Regions from separate parts of the Mus musculus genome. Here region 1 is linked to region 2. Evidence: chromatin loops called from intact Hi-C (ENCODE). Cell type or tissue: left cerebral cortex. All regions are shown on one strand.

Region 1 (8,000 bases), 240 kb before region 2:
CTTAGCAAGGTGAAGCAATATCATCATGTCTAAATTCTGTCATTCTCACCAACTTTCCAGAGCAGGTTTTTAAAAAACGTATAAACCTACTAAAAAACCATGTTCTTCCTGCCTACCCATTTCCTGAGCTTCACAGCCTATAAGGAAAAAAAAAAAAAAGCTCATAATAAAGTCTAAACTCTTAAAGGCCCATGACAAGTTTTAATCAACCCGTAGAACTTAAAGATGATCCTATGTGCAATGCTAATTTATTACAGCTCATTCTTAGAAAAAAGGTCTGCCCAGACCAAATAAGAATAATCATCAACGACAAAAAAAAAAAAAAAAAAAAAAAAAAAAAAAAAAAAAAGAAAGAAAGAAAGTAAATAAGCTTGGGGGGAGGAGCAGAGAGGGAGGGCCCAGCTGTCACAGTCAGCAGGCAAGCCTGTCTGCAAGCAAGCCTGTGCTGCCCCCTCTTAGCCGCCACTCATGGTTAAGGACACTAATGACAAACAACCGTCAGGCACAGTGACCAGCCAAAGCATTTCCGAAGGAACGAATCTCATGGAGTCTAGAAAATTAGATTCATTCCACCTTTAACCCTCAGGGTCACAGCATTATCAATTTAATATGCTTTTTCTCTCTTTCTTTCTTTATTATTATTTTTTTTTGCTACTTTTCAATAAGAGTGATGGAATTTAGGTGAAGGAATTTTAATCTAACACGTTGACTAAAGATCAATCCATTTCTACCTCAAAAAAACAAAAACACAAAAAAAAACCAAAAAAGTAACCAAATCAAACAAAACAAAACAAAACAAAACAAAAAACCACCACCAACAACAAAACCAAAAAGACTCAAAAACCCCTTCCTTCTAATGCATCAGTCCACTGCTTTACGATAAAATGGGCATATTTCCATTCATGGTGATGGCACTAGGGGGTGCTGGGTAATACCCATTATCCTCTCCCCTTGGTTCAGCATGCATCTCATCACTGAGATCAAGTGCACTGGTAATGAGGGTTTTCTATTAACATCTTCACTATAAACAGTTCAGGCATTTAGAAACAGAATATCAATGAACTTAACAGTTACTTTTTAATTCATTTTATAAATGAGCAACTGAGAATTTTGCTCCAAGTGGTCACCAGTGTAGCCCATCCCATAGATGGTACTCTCCGAAGTGTAAGGCACAATGTGGTAGGAGTGCAGCTCTTCATAGTAGAGAGACTGGGAACAGCACTCCTGTACCATAAACTTCAGCCGTTTTCTCGTATCAGAATAAGCAGTCTTATAGCAGGGAGCTTCCTTGAAGTATTCATAGCTCTCTTTCTCCGTCTCTAGGTGTATCTTCCTCAGCAAATTGTTAATTAACACAGACCTTCTTAGGTAGGTTTCTGGGTCTTCAAGAAACCTGAGCTTCTCTAGGGAAAGTTTGAGGATACAAGTCCTGTCTTCCGGTAATATCAGGTGCTAGGAAGCAAACAGAACCGTTATTCGCCACACACACAGGACACTAAAAAACTAGAGCTTTGTGCTACCAATGACATTCGGGAGGGAGACTTGGGAGAAAAATTAAAGCCTTACTTTTGGAAAATACCCATGGGAATCTTGATGTAGATCTTCTTCTTCTGCATATTTTCTCTTAAAGTAGGCTACTTTCGACGTTGTTGATGAATATGATAGGACTTCTCTTGGATAAGCTAAAACAGAAAAACAGTTGGAGAAAGGTCAGGTGGCATTGTGGCTAAGAGCATTTCATCATATAGAGGGCATTTGTAAGCAGAAACCCAGCCACCCCAGAGATTTCCACCTGTTCACCAAACAGCACAGTCTGGCACAACTGGCAATTGTCTTAAGATCACAATACTACTGGCGGAGAAATGCCATTTGAGACACAAAATAGATGGTCGAGTTTAGGGTTCTATGACCATTTCCTTGTGCAGTTCCAGAAATCAAGTTCAAGTGAGGTTTAATTTTGTGTGTGAAGGAAACTTCTCTTTATAACAAGTGAAAACCATTACAGAAAACCACAGCCCATCGAATTGTAGAGTTGTGGAGCCAAAGGACACATCTACAAGAGGTGCCCACACATAAAGCTCAGGGAACATTGCAGAACAGGGGGTAGAAAGAGAGTCAGAGATTGTGTCTCCTAGTAACATCGGAAGCTACACACAAAGTCTCACCGACATGACTGCCCAGATGTGGGCTGAGCAAAGACAGACAGATCAAACTGGACAGAAAGAAGCCCAAGAGGCATTAAGCCTACACAAAGAGCTACAGGCAACTTAGGAACGATAGGAGTAGGAGTCACCATCCTCCCTAGGGGAGAGCACCCCAATTGTCCAGCGCCAAATGTGCTGGCCATGAAAATAGAAACACAAGTGACATCATGTGGACTAAGAGAGCTATATAGAGAAATATGCAAATACATATACGTCATGCAAAAACAACTGATAAAGAGAGAGACCATGAATTTGAAGAAGAGTGGGAGGGAGAGTTTAGAGGAAAGAAAACGAAGGGGGAAATGTAATTAAAATACAATTACAAAAATAAACAAATTTTAACTAATTGATATAATGGTCCTGACATTTAGCATAATTGAGGTTAATAATGAGGAAATTATATATATATAAAATTGATTGTAGTGTGTACTGGCTAGTTTTGTGTCAACTTGACACAGCTAGAGTTATCACAGAAAAAGGAGCTTCATTGAGGAAATGCCTCCATGAGATCGAACTGTTAGGCATTTTCTCAATTAGTGATCAAGGGGGAAAGGCCCCTTGTGGGTGGGACCATCTCTGGGCTGGTAATCTTGGTTCTATAAGAGAGCAGGCTGAGCAAGCAAGCCAGTAAGGAGCATCCCTCCATGGCCTCTGCATCAGTTCCTGCTCCGTGACCTGCTTGAGTTCCAGTCCTGACTTCTTTCAGTGAAGAACAGCAATGTGGAAATGTAAGCTGAATAAACCCTTTCCTCCCCAACTTGCTTCTTGGTCATGATGTTTGGGCAGGAATAGAAACCCTGACTAAGACACAGTGTAATATGTGAAAGTAGAAAACCTTTGTTTCCTCCTTGAAAATACGACTGCAGCTGAGGATTCTGACTTTAAGGAAAAACAATTTAGAGGTCGCGGATTTCCAAAGGAGTTCCCAGAATGTACTCTAGATGGCACTGTGGCCACAGAATGGAAGCAAGATCAAACTCCCAACACAACAGATTCCAATTCAAAACAGAGAGAACTAGAAAACCTAGTCCCCTTTGGTATTCACTCGACCTCTGCAGTCCAGAGGGAAAGCAAGCTTACATTTGAACTTTGTTTACTTCACCCTAACCCAATAGTTCTGATAGAACCCAATGAGTCACAAAATAATTAGCATATAAAGACATGTAGGCTTAATAAATTTACACTGACACTTGATGCTTTTCCTCTAAACTCTAGAGCTTTTACAGGCTTAAATATTGAAAATGTGCTCTTCAATAACATGCTTTGTGTCGTGTTTCCTTCATCTTGGAGCCACGCCGGCCTAGCTTCACACAGCCCTCCCTCCTGCAGCTGGATGCTCTTCCCGAGCCAGTAAGGAAAGCCACATACCTCACCTCAAGCATCCCAAAACCTCACTGCTGTCACTGTGGGTTAAAAACCCAAGAGAGCCCCTAAGCTAGTGGGCGTGTGTTTTATTAAGGGATCCAGGGTTCAAAGCACGTGTGCATCTGACCAAAAGGAGAAGGTGACACGATAAGGACACGCGACTGAAGCTCCGTGCGCAGAGTTCCTGGATTTGATGAACGACAGTTTATGTCGATTTCTCACTTACTTGAAAGGGTTAGGGGGAAAAAATAAAACCGATCAAATAAATAAAACAAATGCATCCGCCCCCCAAACCCAGTTTGCTCTCCTTTTCTTTTTCTTTTGTTGTTTTTGTTTTTTGTTTGTTTGTTCTTTTTTAAGATACAGAGACTGCTAGGGTTACATTGAAAGCTATTCATCAGATAACTAGATAACAAAGCTTTTGCTTATCCCTTGTAATAATGACTCCTATTGTGTACATGCACACATGTACATGTGCATGTGAACATGTAGTGTGTGTGTGTGTGTGTGTGTGTGTGTGTATAGTATATGGGTGTGTATGGGTTCCTGTCTGTGTACGTCTACATACAGGTGTACACAGGTATGTGCACATGCAAGCAGAGTCCAGAGGTCATGGGTTTTCTTCCATGATTGGTCTCCACCCTACTCATTTGAGATAGGGGTTCTCACTGAACCTAGATTCACAATTGAGTAGACTAGTTAGCCAGTGACCCTAGGGAGCCTCTTGCCCTCAACTTATTAGCATTCAGACTATAGGTCCTTACCACAGCCTGGCTTTTACAGGGGTGCTTGGGCTCCAAACCCAGGTTCCCCTGCTTATACAGCAAGCACATGCTGAGCCATGGACGTCCTCTATTCCTCTTTAATTAATTGTCTGACTAACTGATCTAACAGTGGTTCTCAAATGTTAACACACACCAGAATCTCCTGTAGGGCTTCTTAACTACTGGGCCCTTCACTCACCTTTCCAGTGGGTCTAGAGGGGAACTTTTGCACCAAATCCAACTGAGATCTATGCCAGCTAACCTGAGAACACATTTTGATATCCCGAGTGTTACAGCACCAGGCAACTATACTAGCAGGCCTTAAATGTTGAACTCAGCCAATCAACTGACACCCAAACAACTGGGTTGATTGATATTGTTATTGTGATTTCAGTCAGCCTCCCTTTATCAGCTTGAGTGCTTTCTTTTTTTTTTTTTTTTTTTTTTTTTTTTTTTTTTTTTGCACCATGAACAAAGCCAACTCACATTGTAATTACACAGTAAAGAATAAAGTCCATTTTCAACAGCAGCCCCCAGGTTCACCTTAAGAGGATCAGTGCCTATTGCTAACACTGGCACTTGGGCAGGTCACAATGTTTCTTGGAAAACTCTAATGAATTACTCTAGTGAAGGGAAGAGTGAGGAAAGACTTGGAAATTAGAAGCACAGCCTTGCCGTAAGCAACATTGTTTCCATCTATACATGTGTCCTTTATTACATATTGGCTTGCTTTGCCATCTTAAGTATGTAGCCATTTGAGAGCAGCACGATGGACTGCAAATTGCAGCCTGGAGCACCAGGTGTCAAATTTACTGTTCTGTCCTCCACTCCCCACTGATCCTCCAGGGAAGCTATTTCAATTTAACAGATCAATATATACACACCTATATCTATATCTATATCTATATCTATATCTATATCTATATCTATCTCTATCTCTATCTCTATCTCTATCTCTATCTCTATCTCTATCTCTATCATCTCTATCTATATCTATGAGATTATATATATATATATGTATATATATATGTATATATATATATGAGAGATGCATGGATGATGTATAGATGAATGGATGGATGGATGCATGCATGAATTCATGAATGCATGCATGGATGGATGGACAGACAGACAGATTGACTGATTCCGGGTCACTATATTCCAGAAGTTACACTAAAATATAGAATGCAACAGACCCTGAAAATACAAAGCAAATACTCAGAGGTCTAGACTTGAGCCTGTTCCTCCTGGGCAAGGAAGGCTCTTAGTCACTCAGTTTATTGTTCTTGAGGAACACCCTCCCCCCCACCCCCCCACTGGTGAATTGCTGAGCACCTTTGCAACTGCTGTCAGTTTAGCAAGTCCCTCCAATGCTAGCTGCCTGGCTCTTTGCAATGTTTTCCACATCACTTTTTGGAGGATGGTTTTAGCCATTTTGAGGCTAAAGCCTGTAACCAACGTAAGTTGCTACATCTGTTACTTGCTAGATTAAAACTCAAAATCTTCTGAGCTGGCAGCTATGCGTTGGCCGTGCCTTTCAGCCTCCTTTGAGCACGGAGGAGCAAACCAGGGCCCAGAAGAGACTCTAGCTGACAGCCAGTTGTGTAGCTAAGAGTTGGGGGTCTGCAAGTGGGTGGAGGCATAGATCTACTCTCAGGCTCTCTTACTTCTTAGTTGTGTGACTTTAAACCAATCGCCTAAACTCATCCCAAACCTCATTTGTTTAGTGGCCTTGATCATGCACTGTGACACCTCACCTAATACATGGTAAGCCTTACATCAAACCACAGGTCGAATAATGAGCCAATAGACAGAGCAGTCTCACAAAAGCCAAGTGCTCCCCACCCTACCTGCTCTGATCCAAAGATCATTTCCACCACCCAGCCACTCGGAGAGGATTGTTATCAGTTGAAGACCTCCAGGAAGATGGTTCATTATACAAATCCCACACCAGCTCTCAAGACTGTGCTTCTGGTGTGTTACCTAATGGTTATACATTTGTGGCTAAAGGAAAAGAGGGCTGTCTTCTAAACATTTAGCTCGTCTCCTGGATAATTCATCAGCGCTAATCTGAATAATCAAAGATGTTCACTTGTCCAGATAGAGTTGACAGAGATAAATGTGCTTAAGTTCCAGCCACCCCCCCCCCAAAAAAAAAGCTTGCAATTCACCTAAAATCCAATGAAATAAACAAGACCAAAATGACTATCTGACTTTAGAGTCAGCATTCTAGGGTCTGGGGATAATAATACATAAGCTACAAAACTGAATTGAGCTGAGCTGGAATTTTTTTTTTCCTGAAGCAAAATAGCTAATGCTGGTTTGAACATAAAAATTACTTTTAATGTTGTAACCTCTGGGTTACACAAAATGTCTGTGCCAGGCTCCATGAATGTCACAACATAAGAGCTCAACAACAAAAGCCACAGATCAGAGTGACCCACCTGTCACTAGAGCCCTGGCAGGGCAGTTCATACATAGGCCTTTAAATAAATGCTTAAAATGCAATTACAAACGATTGTTTCCTTATTGTTCTGCCATTGCCCCCAGGCAACTGGGATCCTGTGCGCATTCAAGCGATTTCATTTGGTAGGAGGCCCAGGGACAGTACATTAAAGAAACATCATCAGCAAATTAATTTATAAACACTTTGAAAGGGCAGACAGCTGCGAAAAAACAATCCCCACCTCAGTAATTTTTCTTTTTAGGTCAAAGGAGATACCCAAGAAAAAGTAAGGAGCGGGTGCGTTTAGTACTTTCATCTTAGTAGTCTTTAATTTTCCCAGTGTTCTAAAGAACACATAGTTTTAAAAGGGGGGAGGGGGAGCAAGCAGAAGCCACCTGGTTAGAGGTGTGCATCCCAGCCATGGACAGAAGGAGCGGAGGCTGGTCTGTGGGGAAAGTACACACTAGCCACAGCCGATGCCCATCCTAGATAAAGCCTGGTCTTATCCTTTCTCGATTTGTGATGTTAGCCTTTGGCCTTTGAAAGTATACCTGTCTAAAACGTGCTTAGCCAATAGGAAAAGCATCACATATGGCAGTTTTTATCCTAAGGCTGTAAATACTTTGGTTTCAAATTATCTAAGCTAGCGCTGGTGATGTAACTCGGTAGTAGAGCATCCAGCTTGCACGCACGGGGACTTGGGTTCAATCCTCGGTGTAGTCAGGAAAACACAAAACAAACAGCAACAATGAGAATTATCTCATCTGACCCGTTAGCCGTGCTCTGTGGTCTTTCTGTATGGCTTAAAGCGCTCCAGCAGGACAAAACCCAGCTCTGTCATTTGTTCTGTGTCTTTGGGCAAGAGACTGGCTTTTCTTTTTTTTCATGGGGTTGGAGTGGGGGGAACAATTTTCAAAGTACTGATCTGTATGTCATTTAGCTGACATGATGCTTTAAAATCACTTTCTTTGGAGTCTGTCACATGAGCTCATAATTTCAGTTCAATCGCTGTTATGCAGCATTGTTGCAATGACCCCTTTTCAAAAAAAAAAAAAAAACCATGAATATATATCTGACTCAGAAGCATCCTATTATATGTAGGGCATTTATGTCCTCATTTGTGTGAAGCACAGGTTACATAAAACATTCATGAGTACGTTCATGAAGGCAGATGGGAACAAAGTCCAAGGCGGCACTATCCCGCTTCTCATGGACATAGAG
Region 2 (8,000 bases):
TCACAGAGGCAGAAACGGCAACCCCAAGAGAGGTGGTTCTGGACTTTCAAGAAAAATAGGCTGGAGGAGGAGATGAGACTTCGGAAGGCAAATCTGCCTGAAGCTATTGCCAGTCCCCAAGCCCAGTGTGCCTATGGGTTCAAGGGCACATCTGCCTTTACCTCCCAAATGCTTTCACCAGCCTCCTTCATCTAGTAGATGCTGGATTGTCCCCAGAGGTGTCTTGACTTGGGGAACAAATTTGTCAGGCGCTCTCGTGCTGTTCACTAGCTCCCTCAATGCCACAATCGAGGACTGGGAATTGATTTGCTATTTGTTTTCCATCTACAGATGGCTTCATAAAAAGCCGTTCTCCTTATTCTGAAAAAGTCCAAGTGGTAGCTAGATCTCCACTCAAGATGCAAATTAGATTATGCAGGTGGCATAAGACAGAAGCAGGCTTCAAGAACCATGGATGAGGGGTGGAACTCATGTAACCATCATACACTGAATGGTGAAAGCCCAACTGCCGTGCCTGGACTCCTGAAGATGGGCTCCTGCACAGTCTGGTTGTTTCGCTCCAACCCGTAGGCAGTGAAAGAAAATTCCAAACATAGTGTTTTTGTGCTCATCTGTACTTCACTTTGTATCCATGTCCTAAAGAGGGGGTGAGTAAACTTTTTCTCTAAGGGGTCAGCTTTGCAAGCCATATGGTGTCTGTTGGAACTGCTCAGTTCTGCCAGTGAGCTCTGAAAGTAACCGCAGACAATACGTAAACGAATGAACATGGCTGTGTTCCAATAAAACTTTATTTATAGACACTGAAACTCAATTTCCACATAATGTTTGTGTGTCATGAAATAATCTTCTTTCAATTCTTTTTCAACCACTTAAAAGTATGAAAATTATTCTTAGCTCTCAAGTCAGACGTGAAGCAGGCAATGGACTGGGGTTGACACAGTTCACAGTTTGTTAACCTCTGCCCTAGGTTCACAAATTGGAAATATAAATCTCAGTTCCTGCAAACAACACTATCCCAAGTGATACAGGAGAGGAAGTGGTGAGAGTCTACCTCTTGTTTATATGATATGGGATGAGGAGCTGAAGCTAGTTTACATATTTCCTTATGAATAATATGAATATGTAAGGTGACTATCTCAACACTACAAAGCAAGTGGTCACATAACACATATCGCAGGTTCAGTCACCACTGACACATACTGTAGTGTCCCAACAGCTCATGTGAAGCTGAGAACTTCCTCTCAGCTAATGATGGAGAAGCCATCCCAATGGCAAGAAGGAAGACGTTGTTCAGGTGTTTGTGGTGAGGTTGGTGGACCCAAAGCTACTGCTTGGACAGGTCTATCAGACTGTCCAAGCACATACATTATATATGAAACACAAAATTAATGATATAAAAATTAACTGCTGTATTACTATGAATGATGACTTAGCTGAGCTTCTTAGAGCATGACACTAGAGAGTCCCACAAGGCACAAGAATGGCTGGAGATTCTGAGATGTGCAAGAACAGAGGACAAAGGAATAATCTAAAGACAAGATATCTCAGGGCAGATAGGACAAGCAGGAGCTACATTGTCCCCATCTGCACTGAAAAAAGCAGAAAAAAAGCCTCAGATTAACCTATTCTTTCTAGAAGAAATGAAATTTTCCAAATTCACTAAAATGTAGAAAAGGGGACTTACCTTAAAGTGGTATGATTAAATATTTTCTACATTCAGTGCAAATGAATGCCCAGAAATTCAAATGAAGTCAGTAGTAGCAATTTAACAATGTAACAATGTAACACAGTGGCTGAGTAGAGGCAGTGGTAGCAGCCATAGGATTCAGTGAGAAATGCACAGGGTAATAATCATGGTAGTCACAGTAAACCAAAGCTAGAGTTCCTTGAGTACTTTCTACTTGTATGACTTTGTTTCAAACATTTTACATAAAAGTGTACATTTAACTGACAGACAGGTAGATCAATGGAATAGAATTGAAGACCCAGAAATGAACCCACATACCTAGTCACTTGATCTTTGACAAGGGAGCTAAAACCATCCAGTAGAAAAAAGACAGCATTTTCAACAAACGGTGCTGGCACAACTGGTGGTTATCATGTAGAAGAATGTGAATTGTTCCATTCTTATCTCCTTGTACAAAGCTCAAGTCTAAGTGGATCAAAGACCTCCACATAAGACCAGAGACACTGAAATTAAGAGAGGAGAAAGTAGGGAAAAGCCTTGAAAAATTCCTAAACAGAACAGCAATGGCTTGCACTGTAAGATCAAGAATTGACAAATGGGACCTCATAAAATTGCAAAGCTTCTGTAAGGCAAAAGACACTGTCAATAAGACAAAAAGGCCACCAACAGATTGGGAAAGGATTTTTACCAATCTTAAATCTGATAAGGGACTAATATCCAATATATACAAAGAGCTCAAGAAGCTGGATTCCAGAAATTCAAATAACCCCATTAAGAATGGGGTTCAGAGCTAAACAAAGAATTCTTACCTGAGGAGTGCTGAATGGCTGAGAAGCACCTGAAAAAATGTTCAACATCCTTAATCATCAGGGAAATGCAAATCAAAACAACCCTGAGATTCCACCTCACAACAGTCAGATGTGGCTAAGATCAAAAATTCAGGTGACAGCAGATGCTGTCCAGGATGTGGAGAAAGAGGAACACTCCTCCACTGCTGATGGGATTGCAAGCTTGTACAACCACTCTGGAAGTCAGTCTGGAGGTCCCTCAGAAAATTGGACATAATACTACCGGAAGATCCAGCAATACCTCTCCTGGGCATATACCCAGAAGAAGTTCCAACTGGTAATAAGAACACATGCTCCACTATGTTCATAGCAGCTTCATTTATAATAGCCAGAAGCTGGAAAGAACCCAGATGTCCCTCAACAGAAGAATGGATACAGAAAATGTGGTACGTTTACACAATGGAGTACTACTCAGCTATTAAAAGCAATGGATTTATGAAATTCTTGGACAAATGGATGTATCTGGAGGATATCATCCTTAGTGAGGTAACCCAATCACAAAAGAAGTCATTAGATATGCACTCACTGAGAAGTGGATATTAGCCCAGAAACATAGAACACCCAAGATACAATTTGCAAAACACAAGAAAATCAAGAAGAGGGAAGACCAATGGGTAGATATTTCATTCCTCCTTAGAATAGGGACCCTGGTACAGATGTCTCATATGAGGCTATGCCAGTGCCTGGCAAATACAGAAGTGGATGCTCACAGTCATCTATAAGATGGAACACAGGGCCCCCAATAGAGAAACTAGAGAAAGTACCCAAGGAGCTAAAAGGGTCTGCAACCCTATAGGTGGAACAACAATATAAACTAACCAGTACCCCCAGAGCTCGTATCTCTAGCTGCATATGTAGCAGAAGATGGCCTAGTTCCCACTGGGAAGAGAGGCCCCTTGGTCTTGCAAACTTTATATGCCCCAGTACAGGGAAATGCCAGGGCCAAGAAGCAGGAGTGGGTGGGTAAGGGAGCAAGGTGGAGGGAGGGTATAGGGAACTTTTGGGATAGCATTTCAAATGTATATAAAGAAAATATCTAATAATAAATAAATAAATAAGTGTCCATTTAATCTTTATAAACAACCCTACAGTAGAGGACCATGGGCCTGTTTTAGGCATGAGAATATTTAGGTACCACACAAAACCTGCCTGCACAAGAAACAATTCAATCAAGACTATAGAGTATACAAATGGGCACGTTTATAAACTCAAAAAAGTAAGAAATTGTTCCCACACAAAGTGACGAAGGTGAGGGATCACCAGGTTACCAGCAATGCTTCTGTTTATTATGAATCTGGAAAGCAGAGGGTCTCCCCCAGCAGGGGAGGAGCCTTAAGATTAGCTAAGACAACAGAGGTGACAAGCATGCAAGGTCCTAGGGGACATACCAGGTTTCCATCAACCCACGTTCCCGTGTCAGTTCCCCTAGTTTGTCCCAGGGCTTCCCAGTGGATTTACACACTTTTCTTACAACTTTCAGAATGAGGTTTCTAGAGCCAGTGTTCTGTCTGCCATTCTGGGCTACACGACACAGGCGATGCTGAAGAGGGAGGCAGCTGATAGGATAGGGATGTCATTGGTGACCTGGCCTGTTGCCATGGGCCTTCTCCCAGCTAGTCAGAAGGATAAGGAGGTGTGACTAATGAGTCTGAGGCCACCTTGTGCTACATTGTAAACTTTAGACTAGTCTGGACTAAAGGGCAAGACTGTGGAAAGAGGAGGGGAAGGGAGGGGAGGGGAGGGGGAGGGAGAGGGAGAGGGAGAGGGAGAGGGAGAGGGAGAGGGTAGGTAGGTAGGTTATTAGGTCCAATTGGGGCAATGATATTAAAGAGTACTGAACCCAAAGCTACTTCTAGCCAAGCCTCTGCCCTACCCACCCCCTCCCAACAAGCCACAGTCTGCCTCCTCATCGATTTGATACCATGTTATTTTAGTGGAGTATTTTATGTAAATGCCCTTTGAAAATGACTTTAAGTTTTAAAAACATAGTGGTTTCCTCCTTAGCCACAGAGATGATTTTTTAGCCTCAATCAGGAAATCAACTAAAGTGATTGATTCTTCAGTGTACCCAGAACCTGGGCTTCCTCTCTGACAAGAGGGGCTCTGGGCCTGAGACCATCATGCCCCCTAGTGGCAGGCTTGCTGTTTCCTGAGCCTCCCTCCGTCTGAAAGGAGGGTACCCAGCCGTCAGTTAAACTGATTCCATCTCACAGCCGATGAATTTCAATAAATATACCATCTGTTCACCTTCTGTGTGGGAGTTCAATCATCTTGTTGGCAGCAGTATTACCCTACAGCAATTACCTATGTCTTTATCGCCTCTCATTCAGCTGCACCAGCCTGCTCTGCACAACCAACGGCTTCTATAGATAGGACAGTCTCTGAGGCTGGAACGCAGGAAAACCTCTACACTTCATGACGAGCTGGTCAGGGCAGGAGGTGTGTGGGTAGGAGGGAGAGAACCTGCAACCTCTGGAAAACGATAGACTCGCCTATGAGGCGGGTGGCAGAGCTGAGCAGACATGGAGTCTGGCTGGCAAGTTTGTATCTGTCAAAATAACAACACTGGGAAAGGTGAAAGGCTGCACCTGAGAGTGGAGCCGTGGGTGGATGCAGACGGCATGGCTCTGTGCTCAGCTCTACCACTGACCAGCAGTGTGACTCTGCATGAACATGCAGCCTCTCTGGGCCTTGGTTCCTCCTTATGGAAAAATAAGATGTTGGAATGGGTGAATCCTGGACTCTCTTTTATCTCTGAACTTACAAGACACGAGTGGGTGGAGAATGGGCACCTGCGGCACAGGCCACACCCAGATGTAACACAAGCATGTGGAGCCTCACTGAACTGCTAATTAAGATGACAGCTAAAAGTAGAAAATGTCCCAATCGTGAAGCGGTTTGCGTGCTTTTGAAATTGGGTTCACATTAATGACCATTCCTTGCACAGTATAGAAAGGGTAGAAACGAAGACTCAGGGAAGCTGTTGTCCTAAACATTATGCCTATGAAATGAAGAGATTGAAGCTTCGAGTCCATGTTGTCGGGAAGTATGAATACCAAAAACCTTCTCAAAAAAAAAAAAAGGCAGAGTTTCAGGACCAGCTAGATCCAAAGGAATGATGGGAAAAGCTTCAGAGGAAAGTGTGTGTGTGTGTGTGTGTGTGTGTGTGTGTGTGTGTGTGTGATATACCCAGAGAGAACTGGGTTAGTCCCAGCAGCTTGCTGTCCACTATGCATCCCCACCACCTGACCTCAGCCCTAAAACTGGCATGCCCTCCCCAAGTCATGTTCAAGTTCTTCCTGTATACAGACCACCAACAAAGTTCCCATGATCCTCTGCAGCTTAGGAGCAAGAGTCTGGGTTCTGGTTAAAGGGGCTGTACACAAAAAGTTCTGCATGCCACCTGAGAGTAATCAGTGATCTGTTTTCTACTCTTTCCCAGAAATAAGCCGAGAACACTCGGCTACTGAGAGAAACTTTGTGGGAAGTGACCTCACCTACACTGAACTACGGAAAACTGAGAAGGAAAAAATTAGCTTCTATTCTATCGAGATTTGGGGTCATTATTCGAGCACTGGCAACCAGTAGGCCCGATAGGCTCAGCAAGGGTACCGGCCCTGCACCCAATCCTTTCTCTTCTGAGTCCAGCACCTCAACTGCCTTCTCTAGCTGATGTCTTTCCAAAACTTAAATATACACAGTAACAAATAAATTCCCCTGCCCCTCTTCAGCTTCTGGCCTGCAGCATATTTCAGTCCCCTACTGGGCCGTGTGAAGGCTAATCCTGAGTCTTTTGGACAGAACTATTCTAAAAGACAAAAAGTCCTTTTCCATGGAAAAGGCCGAGCTGGACAGGGAAGCTGGACATCTAGAGCTTCAGGGAAGCCACCATGGGAGGAGGGTCTGTGCTAGAGAGCAAGCTTAGCATGAGCCAAGAGATGGTGGGCAATGAGAAGACAGACAGAGGAGGAATAGAGCCACAGAGGAAGCACAAGCAGGGAGAGCAAGGGTGGCCGGGACAGCAGGTGAACAGGTGGGAAGGTGAAGGCCGGGGGTGGGGGGTGAGGAATGGAGGCAGGAGTAGGAATAGGAGGTAAAGGGGATGGAGGAGCAAAGATGGGAGAGGGAAAAGAGGGGTGAGGTGAAGGGAGAAGGAGGTCAGAATGAATCACAGGCAGCAGGAAAAGAGAGATGGACGGAGGAAGAGACTGGAGGGAGGTGAAGTCAGGACAGAATGGAGGAAGACTGATGGGAAGTTGAGGGAGGGCAGCAATACAGAAAGAAAGGCCAGGGGAAGAAGGGAAGGAGGACAGGAAGGAGGGGCCAGCAAGTGACAGCCACATCTCCATCCTCAGGCCCAGCCACCCTGAGTCAGCCCTGCACCTAGACATCTCTGTTAGATAAGATGACAGACCTTTGCATTTATCCATTTTAACTGGGGTCTTGCCACAGGCTACAGGCTTAAACCATCCTGTGTGAGCCAATGGGCAGCTGCTGCTCATCATCCTGAGTTTCCCTCGTGTCCTATTCTCCATAGCAGCAGCAAGAAAGAGATGGCTGGCTTGGATTTCTTCGGACTTTCTACAAAAGAGGAGAAGAAGCCTCAAAAATATATGGTAGAAACCTGCAAGGGCCAAAACACAAACACAGACCCCTAACATGGTGGCAAAAACTGGCGACCGAGAGAACCGGACAGCTTCTGGGACAGGCGGAAGCACAGAGCCGCTGAGGCAGCACCCTTGGCGGGCCGCAGACAGCCGGCCACCATCCGGACCAGAGGACAGGTGTCCGCCTGGCTTGGGAGGCGGCCTCAGCCTCAGCAGCAGCGGTCGCCATCTTGGTTCCGGGACTCCCTGGAACTTAGGAATTTAGTCTGCACAGATGAGAGTCTGCACCACAGAAGCTGACAGCTTCTGGGAACTGCCAAAGCAACACAGCTTCTGAGAAAGGCCCTGTTTTGGGCCTTCTTCTTCGGCACACCTTCCCTGTAAGAGAGCTTGCCAGCAGAGAGTGCTCTGAGCACTGAAACTCAGAGGAGAGAATCTGTCTCCCAGGTCTGGTGATAGACGGTAACAGAAACACCAGAAGAACAACCTCTAAACAGAGTCAACTATAACTACTAACTCCAGAGATTACCAGATAGCGAAAGGTAAACGTAGGAATCTTACTAACAGGAACCAAGACCACTCACCATCATCAGAACCCAGCACTCCCACTTCGTCCAGTCCAGGACACCCCAACACACCCGAAAACCTAGACCTAGATTTAAAAGCATATCTCATGATGATGGTAGAGGACATCAAGAAGGACTTTAATAAATCACTTAAAGAAATACAGGAGAACACTGCTAAAGAGTTACAAGTCCTTAAAGAAAAACAGGAAAACACAATCAAACAGGTAGAAGTCCTTACAGAAAAAGAGGAAAAAACATACAAACAGGTGATGGAAATGAACAAAACCATACT

Evidence for each region. Peaks named below come from ENCODE experiments on the same cell type or tissue, not always from the same donor. Only the 100,000 strongest peaks of a DNase experiment are listed, where the experiment ranks them.
Region 1: a loop joins it to region 2, with 7 times the contacts of the local background. A loop is called at or near these places in 17 of 42 quality-filtered maps.

Annotation. Positions count from the first base shown.
Region 1 is chr12:74,289,005-74,297,004 of GRCm38, reverse strand. It overlaps 1700086L19Rik (RIKEN cDNA 1700086L19 gene), which reads right to left. Exons shown (of 4, transcript NR_030735.1): 3 at 1,567-1,682; 4 at 1,055-1,452. Among named protein-coding and RNA genes, the nearest start is that of Dbpht2, 4.5 kb to the left of the region's middle. In left cerebral cortex, CTCF peaks have their summits at 904 (motif pointing right) and 3,141 (motif pointing right); DNase peaks (open chromatin) are centred at 3,143, 5,828, 7,480, 7,988 and 2 more places; H3K4me3 peaks cover 1,165 bases; H3K27ac peaks cover 3,509 bases.
Region 2 is chr12:74,052,524-74,060,523 of GRCm38, reverse strand. All of the region lies in intron 1 of Syt16 (synaptotagmin XVI), which reads right to left. Among named protein-coding and RNA genes, the nearest start is that of Syt16, 59 kb to the right of the region's middle. In left cerebral cortex, a CTCF peak has its summit at 4,671 (motif pointing left); DNase peaks (open chromatin) are centred at 520 and 4,775; H3K27ac peaks cover 919 bases.